2 separate regions of the Mus musculus genome follow, and region 2 is linked to region 1. A link is a loop called in an ENCODE intact Hi-C map of the cell type or tissue named here. Cell type or tissue: heart. All regions are shown on one strand. Links, peaks and the distances in the headings refer to the core of each region. The heading gives the core; the rest is flanking DNA.

Region 1 (5,721 bases), core at 1,200-5,199:
CATTCTGAAGAAGTCATCTAAACCATGACAAATAAGAAGGGAGGGATGCAGGGAGAGGAAACCGCTGGAGCAAAGGCTCCAAGCTGAGAAAAGAGACCATTGTTCTCCAAGGGACACACAGGGATGGATCAGTGTGGGACTGCAGGGAAACAGGGGCTTTCATGTCCTGGCATGGGGTTCAGACAGCACAAACCGGAAGTCAGCACACACAACTAGAGTGGCAGTTCCAGGGGAGGCATAGAAAGGAGGGAATGAGTCTTCAAGGAGAGCGAGTTAGCCAGAACTCTGCATATAACTAAGGACCCCAACTCTACACACTGATGCAGAGGGTACAGGCAGACTGGGGCAGGAACCACACAGCGGAGGGACGGACTGGGGCAGGCTAGCCATCCCCAGCGCAGAGGGCAGGGAAGGCGAAAGGAAGGGAGGAAACCAACCACGATACCCCAGCTGGAGCACCCCTGGATGCCTTGCCACCCAGCGCCAAGGTGTCTCCTAGTCCCCTGATGCCAGCTTCTTGTAACTACAGAAGAGTAAAAGAGATGATTCATTTCTTGGGCTAAAGGAAATAGCTCCGTGGTTAAGAGCACAAATTCTCTCGAAGAGACTGCTACTGCTCTTCCAGAGGTCCTGAGTTCAGTTCCCAGCAACCACACGGTGGCTCAAAACCACCTGTAATGGGATCTAATGGCCTCTTCTGGTATGTCTGAAGACAGCTACAGTGTACTTTGAAATGTAACAAGTGCTTGTGATACCAAGGGAGTCTGAAGGCCAGCCTGCACAACATGTGCTCTCCCATGCAGCCTTCTGACCCTTCTGGCACACGTAAAGGAAATGATTCCTTTTTGGCAAATGAGAACCGGTTTCACAAGTTCTTGACGAATGCTTGCTTTTATCTAACTGCCAGGAATCCGCAGGTTGAGCTCATTCCTGAATATTCGGACTGCCTTTTGCCTTTTAGAGTTTGGAGAATTGGAGTTCCTCTGGGCCTGACAAACATAAATCTTTAAAAGAGAAAGAGATACTCCGTTTCAAAAATAAAGTCCAACCTTCTCTTTGGTAAACTCAGCAAAGGGGACAAAAGGGAGGCCAAATAAGTAAAGACAGCAGCCTCCCTGGCCGTTGTCCCCCCCAGCTGCACCAGAGCAGTCTTTTTGCTCTGATCATACCCTCGAGGCTTCTGGGTCCTCGTCCCTTAGCGGCGTGAAAGCCAGAGTCCAGGAACAACACCAGTTCCGCCCTTCCACCACCCAGCCCAGAAACCGGAAGAGGCGGGGAGAGGACAACCTACTGTCTGTCCCTCCTCCCTGCACAGCGGAGGGAAAACCAAAGCGGGTTTGCTCACCTCTGCACAGTCACCGAGCAAGCCAGCGCTCCCAAGCACAACAAGTGGCAGGGACAGGGTGCAAGAAAGTGGGGAGATTTGGGGTGTCGGTCAGTGGACGCTCAGTCTCCAGTCAACCCAAGAAAACTGCCAGACCCTATCTCCTGCTTCTTGAATTCTGGAGGCTGACTGAAGCCTCTTTCTGTGTCTACACCCTTCTGGGGAACTAGTCAGACTGCTTCTCTACTAGGAAGGCGGGACCTGGTTTACCCAGCAAAATAAAACACTGTTACTTTACCACCTTCTTATGTGGCCAAGAATGAAGCCAGATCCTCCTGTTTTAGGATTACAGGTGCAAGTCACCATATCCAGCTTTGTTTTTTTTTTTTTTTTTCTGGGACTTGAACCCAGAGCTTTGTCCATGCAAGCAAGCAGCCTACTGACCCAGCTCAACCCCATCTTAATTTTTTTTTTTTCTAAAGATTTACTGCGGGGCATGGTGGCGCACGCCTTTAATCCCAGCACTCGGGAGGCAGAGGCAGGCGGATTTCTGAGTTCGAGGCCAGCCTGGCCTACAAAGTGAGTTCCAGGACAGCCAGGGCTACACAGAGAAACCCTATCTCGAAAACCATTAAAAAAAAAAAAAAGAGTTGTCTTGATCATGGTGTCTGTTCACATATACCTACAAACATATGTATACAATACACATATACATATTATACAGACATATAGACAGACATATATACATATATACATATATACATTTGGTGGAGGAAGCAGAGCCCCTCAAACCACAGTTTATTCCTTCTCTCTGGCAATTTATACCTCCTTAGACAAAAGTTCTTTATAAAATTACCTCAAAGATGAAATGTTACATAAAAGGGGAGTTACAGAAGGATGTCGATAGTTCAAAGCAGTGCTTCATTCCATAAGCTCATTATGAGTTTAAAGCAACAGTGTCACATGGTCTTGCTTTATCATAGTGCACCCCTGTGGCTTCATCCTTGGACCTGACCTATAATCAGTGTTTTTCCTTGATCAGAAATCTGACCCAAGCCTATATTTCTCTTCTTAGTGAAACTTATGCAAGCTCACTGTATTCCTTATTATGCAGCCTTTACTTACTACTCAATGAGGAGGGGGCATTTTGGTTTTTTGAGACAGTGTTTCTCTGTATACCTCTGGCTGTCCTGGAACTCACTCTGTAGACCAGGCTGGCCTTGAACTCAGAAATCCACCTGCCTCTGCCTCCTGAGAGCTGGGATTAAAGGCGTGTGCCACCACGCCCGGCTTCACATTTTACTCTTGATTCTAACTTTATTACACCTTTCTGGCAAAACAATTAAAGCCATCTCCTTAAACTTTCTTCCTAAAATGATTTGAATCAAATCAACAACTCTATAAAGTCATTAATTCCTCTAAATAGCATTAATTCATGAAAGTTCACCTTCATGTTGATCTGTAGGAAATTTGAGCAAAAGGGTGGGCTAATACCCAGGAATCATTAAGCGATGTAATAGTGACAGAAAAGTCATATCGGCAGCAAGAAGCAACTGGGGCTGTGCCTCTCTGGCCATCTCAGCCGTGCAGAATGGTGAGCCATCTCCAGGAAACTCATTTGCTTGCCTTTTCTTTTTGATTTATTTATTTATTATATGTAAGTACACTGTAGCTGTCCTCAGATACTTCAGAAGAGGGCATCAGATTTTGTTACGGATGGTTGTGAGCCACCATGTGGTTGCTGGGATCTGAACTCGGGACCTTCGGAAGAGCAGTCGGAGCTCTTAACCACTGAGCCATCTCGCCAGCCCTTGCTTGCCTTTTCTAAATGGCTTCTGTCATATTTAAACCTTCTTAACCATATATCTATGGAATTTCTATTTAGTACTTTTGGATTAAGGTGGGCCTCAGGTAACTAATGCCACACAGAAAACAAAACCCACCGTTGATTGAGTCCACCCTGCAAACAGGGAGATGCCAGCCACAGCTAGCGGTAACTTCAGGGCTTTCCAGAAGGTGGCGATATAACAAAGGTAGTAGATTAGGACAGAAGCTGCCAGACCTCCTCCTCCTCCACCACCACCTCGAAAGTTCTGGGGAAGATGGAAGGCTGGGACCATCAAAGCTTGGGCAGTGGAGGAGCCACCTTTCTCCCCTGTCATAATATATAGGTATCCTCCTAACCCCTGTCATAATGTATGGGTATGTGCAGACCTAACATCAGAAGACAGGTGAGTCTCAGAAGTCACCCTCTCTGTCTCTCTAAACTAGGTCTCCCTCAGATTCAAATCAGCTGGCAAATATTAAGCATTTGCTGTTTAAATACTTGATTTCCCCACCATTTAGTAATCGCTTACTGAGACACATCCAGGCCTCCCTACAACCTAAAAAAGAGAGATGATTTCAATCTTTACTAGGCTACCCAGTGCTCCTTCCTCCAACAGCCTTCCCTGGTTCTGTCTTTCTTGGCAATTCAGAGAATGTATCCCAATCTGACATATCCTGGTCCTCTTGCTGCTGTCCAAGTGATGGCTTTTAGTGGCTGGAAATCATACTCAACTATCTCACAGGTCTCATAGTTGTCAATCAGGGATAGGTAAGTTCTGTGTCCTTCACAAAACACAGATCTAAATGTGGGCCTGATTTTTGGCATCTGGCACTCAGGATCCTCCTTCATATTCACCCTTACCAGCTTCAGTCCCTCTACGTCACAGAGCTGAGGTCCCCGTTTCCTGTTGCTCCAGGGTTCTCATTAGCTAGCTGGACTCTTCATCCAGCACATGTCACCTTCCTTCCTACCTTTCTGGTTTTTCAGATTTGCTTTTAACATTTAAGAACTTTTGATTGATTTATTTCCTGTGTGTGAGTGTGTTGCCTGAAAGCACATCTGTGCAGCACATGCACTCCTGAGGCCCTTGCAGATTAGACATTTCAGATCCCCTGGAACTGGAGTGGGTTTTTTTGTTTGTTTGTTTGTGTTTTTTTGTTTGTTTGGGGGGGGTTGGTTTTTGTTTTTTGGTTTTTATTCAAGACAGGGTTTCTCTGTATAGCCCTGGCTGTCCTGGAACTCACTCTGTAGACCAGGCTGGCTTTGAACTCATAAATCCACCTGCCTTTGCCTCCCAAGTGCTGGGATTAAAGGCATGCGCCACCACTGCCCGGCCTCTTTTTTTTCTTTTTTCTTTGCGGTTTTTTTTTTTTTTTTTTTTGGAGACTGTTTCTGTGTAATCCTGGCTGTCCTGAAACTCGATCTGTAGAACAGGCTAGCCTTGAATTCAGAGTTCCTCCTGCCTCTGCCTCCCAAATGCTGAGAGTAAAGGTATGCACCACTACTGCCCAGCGGAAGTCACTATGTAGACCAGGCTGACCTTACTGCCCAGCGGAAGTCACTATGTAGACCAGGCTGACCTGATCCACCTGCCCCTGCCTCCCCACTGCTGGGATCAAAGGTGTGCGGTTTATAGTTTGTGCAACAGGATCTAGGAGGGGGAAAAGAAAATATGAAAAAACTTTCAGGTGCGCCAGGCTTTACCTAACCAGCAGCAGCAGGTCACAAGGCAGGTCACAAGGAGCTCAGGGGACACAATCCCGTTGTGTATTTTCCTTCCACCCGCTCTTCAATCTCTCCGGGCCCCGCCTCTTTCCCTTTGGGCTCCGCCTCTTTCCCTTTGGGCCCCACCTCTCGGCCCCAGGCCCCGCCCCTTTCCCTCTGGAAACCCGGTTCTAAATTCGGCCTCCCTGGGATTCCCGCGGTGAAAATCCAAATCCCGTGCTTAGATTGACCTTTAACTCCGCCCCCATATCCAAAATCCCGCCCCTAGAGATCTACTTAGAGATTGGTCGGTGTAGAATATTTAGTTTCCCAATTGGTCACAGGGTAGAGCCACTTGAAAACCCGGAAGTGATGTCGGAGGCGGCGGCCGCGTGGTTCCTCTATGCCGGGACGGAGTTGTAGTTGCTAAGATGACCAAAGTAAAGGCCGCTCCCGAAGAGTCCGAGGCGCAGGCGGAGGGCTGCAGCGAGGAGCGCACGTACAAAGAGCTGCTGGTCAATCTGAACCCCATCGCGCAGCCCCTGGCTTCCCGCCGCCTGACGCGCAAGCTCTACAAGTGCATCAAGAAGGGTGAGGCGGGCGCGTGGCGATCGCGGTCCGGGACCGGTGACTTGGGCGGCCCGGGGTCGAGCCTCGTGAGCGAGGTGTCGGCTCACGCTTCTCTCTCTTTGTAGCTGTGAAGCAGAAGCAGATTCGTCGCGGGGTGAAGGAGGTTCAGAAATTTGTCAACAAGGGCGAGAAAGGGTAAGAACCCGGCTTCCTCTGGTTTTTAAGTTTTGTGTGGTTTTTATTTTTATATTCCAGTGCCGGGGATTGAACCTAGGGCCTTGTGCACGGTACACAA
Region 2 (5,721 bases), core at 946-4,945, 140 kb after region 1:
CACACACACACACACACGAAAAGCTACTAGAAGAAATTGAGGTGAGCTTCTTCTGATGGCACAAGTCTCTAATGCCAGCATTTGGAAAGCAGAGGCAGGTGAATCTCATAGGAAGTTTCAGGCCAGCCAGGGCTATAAAGTAAGACCTTAATTCAAAACAAAACCACAAAAAAACTTTTAAAATGGTTATTACAGCCAAGCAGTAGTGGCACACACCTTTAATCTCACCACTTGGGAGGCAGAGGCAGGTGAATATCTGAGTTCCAGGCCAGCCTGGTCTACAGGGACAGCCAAGGCTGCTACACAGAGAAACCCTGCTTCAATAAAACAAAAATAATTAAAGAAGGTTATTATAAAACACCGAGGAGAAAGGGGAAGGCATAGATTATGCAGTTATATGATAACCTCAAAAGTAAAAATAAAATAAAATAAAATAAATCACCCTAACAACCAAGAACAGCAAAAGTGTCAACTCGAGCTCTTTATTCTTACAGTCTTATCTCTACTCCTTTTATTGGAGTTTTTACAGCTGCTACCATCCTGAACCACAATTCCATATCTGGATTCCCAAATAGCTCTAAGCAACCCAGACAGGAGTGCACTCTTATGCCCAAGGTCAGAACATAGATGTGCAACAGGTGCATGTTTGGCTTTGACCAAATTAACAAAGTAAGTGGGCTATGGAAATTCCAGCTCTGCAATGCAAGCACTAGAGCAGCTGAGACAGGAGAATTGCCACAAGTTTCAAGCCAACTGGAGATAAGAGCGAGACAGTGTCAATAAATAAATAAATAAATAAATAGCAATGGAATATCTCCAACAGAGCCTAACATACTGATTCAATTCCTGCAAAAACATTTCAAAGTCCTCACAGCTCTACTTGCATGTAAGCTTACTGGCACATTTACTTTGTGATTTAAGTGCAATTCGTAAGCAAAACCCACACAGGCGACATCTTCAGTTGTTTTCACCTTAAAGTGGATGATTGCATCTTCTCAGCAAATGTCAATGTCACAGAAGAAAATGTAGTTTACATAATCTCTTACTATAAACTCAAGAAACAATTCAAGTTGAAAACCTGTCAGTGATTCTCAGCTTCTCTTGCCCTGCCCACATAGCTGCCTACCCACATTTTTAAGTCTTACAAAGAACATTCTTTGTAAAGAAAACAGTAGTCTTCTCTAAATACATTGTAACCAGCAATTTTAGTCACTGGCTATTTTCTACAACTTTAAATGGGCACAGTAAGTACTTTAGTATTATTCTCCCTGTCTTCTTCCCATAAAGCAAAGATTTGTAGGCTAATTTGTAAGTAGGCAGAAAATGAGTCTTTATTATATCAATTAAAATAAGCTTAGCAAATCACGCTGTAGGAAGGCGTCAGGAATCCTAGAAGAGATATCCAATTATAAGATATTCTCCCGCCAAATGATAAATTATAGTGCCAGATGTACTCTCTCTAGGGTTCAGAGAGTTGTGACTAACTTACATTCTAAATGAAGAGGAGGGCCCTAGAAACGAAGCCCTAGCCATCCATCTATTTGGTTCTTCCACAACTGAAAAACTAAACAGGAGGCCCAAGGACTGTCGTAGGAAGAAGATCCTTGAAGAAAGATCCCTGCAGAGATGAGCAAGTCCTAAAGGGATCTGTCAAAGACGGAGTCATTCATTCATCTCTGCAAATTAGTATTAATAAGCACTGACCCGCCACCCCCCTGCACTTCGAGCCTGCGGACCCGAGATGAACCCTGCCCTCCAGGACACAGGACTGAGGTGGCGCATTGCGTGATGACACCCAGACACTATGACCTCCATAAGGCAGTTCTGGGAACTGATTTCGTCTACGATTCTTGTTCACCTCTTGTTTATCTCAGACGTTGCATACTGCAGGTGCTTACTGTTTGCAGGCTGAACCTATAAATACACATGAAACTGTCCCACCAGCGTGGATCTGCAGGTGCATGTCCACCGCGGCTCCCGGGTCCAGGCCGTCATCCGCCACTCCCCGCGGTAGACCTGGCTGGGACTTGTCCCTGGCCCGAGCTGTGCCGCCCTCCCCGCCCCCGTGCGGCACTCACCGTTGGTGTAGGGAGACCCCGAGGCTGAGGCGGCTCCGTTCTGGGCCTGGAGGCTAGCTGCGGCACCGCGGGCAGCGGGGATCCGGGGCTGGGCCATGGCGCCCGGGGATCTCAGGGTAAGACGGAGCCGTCGGGGTCGACCGCAGCGCCCAGCCTAAGAGCTCCAACAGGAAAACCGAGGGCAGGGACCTGGAGGCCGGAGAAGCGGAACACGCGGGGTGGCACGTCAAAGTAGAGGCATGGCGTGTCCGTGTCTTCTGCCCGCCGGCGGCCACGACCTGGCCAGGGCGCGGAGAGGCTCCGGAGTCAGGCCGGCTGGGCTGGGAACGCCGGGCTCGGAGGCAGCAGCCGAACCCGGAGAGGAGGGAGGCCCTGGGCGGAGCCGCCGGCCGCGCAGGCACAGTGGGGACACGTGGCACTTCCGGTTCCGGCTGGAGGCTGCGGCCGTGCTCTCTGTCCCCGGGGAGCTGCCCCGAGGGCACCTGACAGTCCCGTGTCCGGGCCCGGAGGACCGTGCACGGACTCGCCTGCCACGTCACGGACTCCCGCCGCCCGCCGGAAGTAGCCTGTGTCACCACTGCGAAAATACCCGGCGTGGAGAACGTCACCTTGCTGACAGTCCCAGGGGTGGTGCGGATTTTTAGAATCGATTGGGTGGGACAGGAGAGACCCGGCTCCTCTTCCGGGATTCTCTGAGGATTACCTGAGACGACCGATGTCCTCGGCTACCGCTGGTGGCCCAGCCGATGCTATGCCAGCTGTAGAGTGCAAGAGAATTTTAAAAAGAGGTGTTCAATTACGTGTGTTTGTCAAAGTGTCATGGGCGGGACATGGCGGCAATCAGGAGGTCGAGGCAGAAGTGTTCTAAGTTCGAAGGCGGCCTAGTCAGGTCAGCCAGGGCTGGAGTGAAGATGCTGGGTCAAGGTTAAAATGTCTGATGACGTTAAGGAGGAAGCTCTTCTTTTCAACTGGAGGATTAAGATTAATTTTGACGTTAGCCTGTTGGTAGCATAGTCACTCCGAAGTACATCCACCACACATGGATCGGGAATCCATCCCTCTCCTATCCCAGTGTTGACAATGGAGTCCAATGTCCTAGGGAAGCCCTTAGTTTACACTGAGCTAGGCAACTTCTATAATAACAAGTATTTAGTTAATACTGAGGCTCCAAGCCGGGCGTGGTGGCGCACGCCTTTAGTCCCAGCTCTCAGGAGGCAGAGGCAGGCGAATTTTTGAGTTCGAGGCCAGCCTGGTCCACAGAGTGAGTTCCAGGACAATCAGGGCTAATCAGAGAAACCCTGTCCCGAAAAAAAAAAAAATACTGAGGCCCCGGACTAAATAACATTTAAAATGGTAATTGTAATGGTATCGTACTCCTATAGTTCTGGATACAGAAAAGTGAGGCAGGAAGATCTTGAATTCAAGACCAGCCTGGGCAATTTACCAGGACTCAGTTTCTTTAAAAGGGGTTAGATATGTAGGTCACTCATAAAGAGTTTCCCTAACCTTGTAGGAAGAAGCCCTGAGTTCAAAAGAATTAAAGGCAGTTTACATTATGAGAGTTTACATTAAGTCGAATAATTCAAATGTCCTTTCTGGGCAAGTAGCTTGTGGGTTGCTTTTATTTTTACCCCCAAACAGACTTTCTGACTTGTAAGACCAAAGAGAAGTAGAAACTGGTTGGTTATGCAACATACTTAGTGATATCAGTGTGATCTTTAGCTACTTTGGTTTTACCTGCTCCAAGCAGATGACAAAGTCCTTCACAGATGTGTGCTGCTGATTGAAACGTATTATGCCATGAGTTTCACAACCTCGGGCGAAAGTACATCTTACCAAACTCATTTACTATCTAATGCTGGCTACGAAGTATTACAGAAAAAGAGCACAATCTAAAACTACTGTCAGACCCAAGAAGCAAGCAGTAACCACATATACAAATTTACCCTAACCTTGATTTCATTAATAGTTACCTCAAAACCATACTAAAATATATTTGCTCTGAGTGGAATTAAACAATTAAAAAAAAAGATTGTTTTATTGTTTTAAAGTTTGTTTTCTGTATGTATGGGTACCTACATAGAAGTATTTACACGCTGGTCGATGGTGGCACACACCTTTAATCCCGGCATTTGAGAGGCAGAGACAGGTGGATTTCTGAGTTCGAGGCCAGCCTGGTCTACAGAGTGAGTTCCAGAACAGCCAGGGCTACACAGAGAAACCCTGTCTTGAAAAACCAAAAAAAAAAAGAAAGAAAAGAAAAGAAAAAAAAAGTATTTTACACCATGTGTATGCAGTGCCCACACAGAGGTCAGAAGGGGGCACTGCATCCCCCAGCACTGGAGTTGACAGTTGTGACCGCCATGATGTGAGTGATAGCAAAGGAACCCTAGTCCTCTGGGAGCACAGCCGGTGCTCTTCACTACCAGCCGTCTCTCCACGCCCCCACTCCTTATTACAAGATCCAGGTAGGCTTCTTTAGGATGAAGATGAAACTCTTTGGTTTGTTTTGCTTTGTGTTTTAGAGACAGTTTCTCATCTTGGTACTGCCTTGTAGACCAGGTTGGCCTCGAACTCATAGAGATCTACCTGCCTCTGCCTCCTGAGTGCTAGGATTAAAGGCACGCGCCACTACTCCTGGCTGAAGATGACTTTTAATCAAACTTTCACTTAAGAACATCTATGATGGGCTGGCGAGGTGGCTCAGCGGGTAAGAGCACTGACTGCTCTTCCGAAGGTCCTGAGTTCAAATCCCAGCAACCACATCGTGGCTCACAACCATCTGTAATGAGATCTGACGCCCTCTTCTGGAGTGTCTGAAGACAGCTACAGTGTACTTATATATAATAATAAATAAATCTTAAAAAAAAAAGAACATCTATGATAAAAATCCCAAACCACATACCTAAAAGCAGTAAAACAAAGCAATAACAACAAAAACCAGGGGGCTGGAGACATGGCTCAGTGATTATGAGCACTGACTGCTCTTCCAGAGGTCCTGAATTCAGTTCCCAGCAACCACATGGTGGCTCACAACCATCTTTAATGGGATCCAATGCCCTCTTCTGGTGTGTCTGAGGCAGCTACAGTGTACTCATATAAAATAAATCTTTCAAAACAAAACAACCCCCCCCAAAAAAACAACAAAAATCTAAGCCTCACTTTAAAGAGAAAATAGAGCTCAGAAACTGCCGAAGTTTTGTGAGGTCAGAAAAAAAAAAAATTGGTCTCTCTTCAAAGAGGTAAATGCTTAAGGCATAATTTCCAACTTCCCGTGGTTTAATCTCTTTATATTCAACCCCTTTGGAATTATCTTGGTTTGTTAACCTTGGCACAGTGGTTTGATTTGGTTAAATCAATCTTTCTTTGAACTTTGTCCCATTTAAGCAATATCTTTGTGCTCAGATTTTTAAAAGTAAATAACCTGATTGGTTAAATCAGTTAAATAGCTATAAATAGTTGACTAATAAGTAAACTATTTTGTTCCACTCCTAAATTTCTTTGTTGCTATTATTAACACCCAAACTATGGTTATGTTTCTGAATGTTTTACCTTCCAATTTGTCAACTTTAAGATCTTAAGGAGAGGCCAGGTAGTGCATACCTGTAACCCAGCACTTGGGAGTGAGAGGCAGGTAGATCCC

Evidence for each region. Peaks named below come from ENCODE experiments on the same cell type or tissue, not always from the same donor. Only the 100,000 strongest peaks of a DNase experiment are listed, where the experiment ranks them.
Region 2: a loop joins it to region 1, with 3 times the contacts of the local background. A loop is called at or near these places in 1 of 42 quality-filtered maps.

What each region holds. Positions count from the first base shown.
Region 1 is chr11:51,614,531-51,620,251 of GRCm38, forward strand. Nhp2 (NHP2 ribonucleoprotein) reads left to right here and starts at 5,243. Exons shown (of 4, transcript NM_026631.4): 1 at 5,243-5,447; 2 at 5,552-5,621. The coding sequence starts at 5,288. In heart, for the core only: CTCF peaks have their summits at 1,296, 3,333 (motif pointing right) and 5,173; DNase peaks (open chromatin) are centred at 1,261, 3,381 and 5,121; H3K4me3 peaks cover 1,174 bases; H3K27ac peaks cover 1,102 bases.
Region 2 is chr11:51,753,999-51,759,719 of GRCm38, forward strand. It overlaps Sec24a (Sec24 related gene family, member A (S. cerevisiae)), which reads right to left and starts at 2,836. Exons shown (of 23, transcript NM_175255.3): 1 at 2,079-2,836. The coding sequence starts at 2,175. In heart, for the core only: no CTCF peak of the experiment used is centred there; a DNase peak (open chromatin) is centred at 2,533; H3K4me3 peaks cover 2,436 bases; H3K27ac peaks cover 1,603 bases.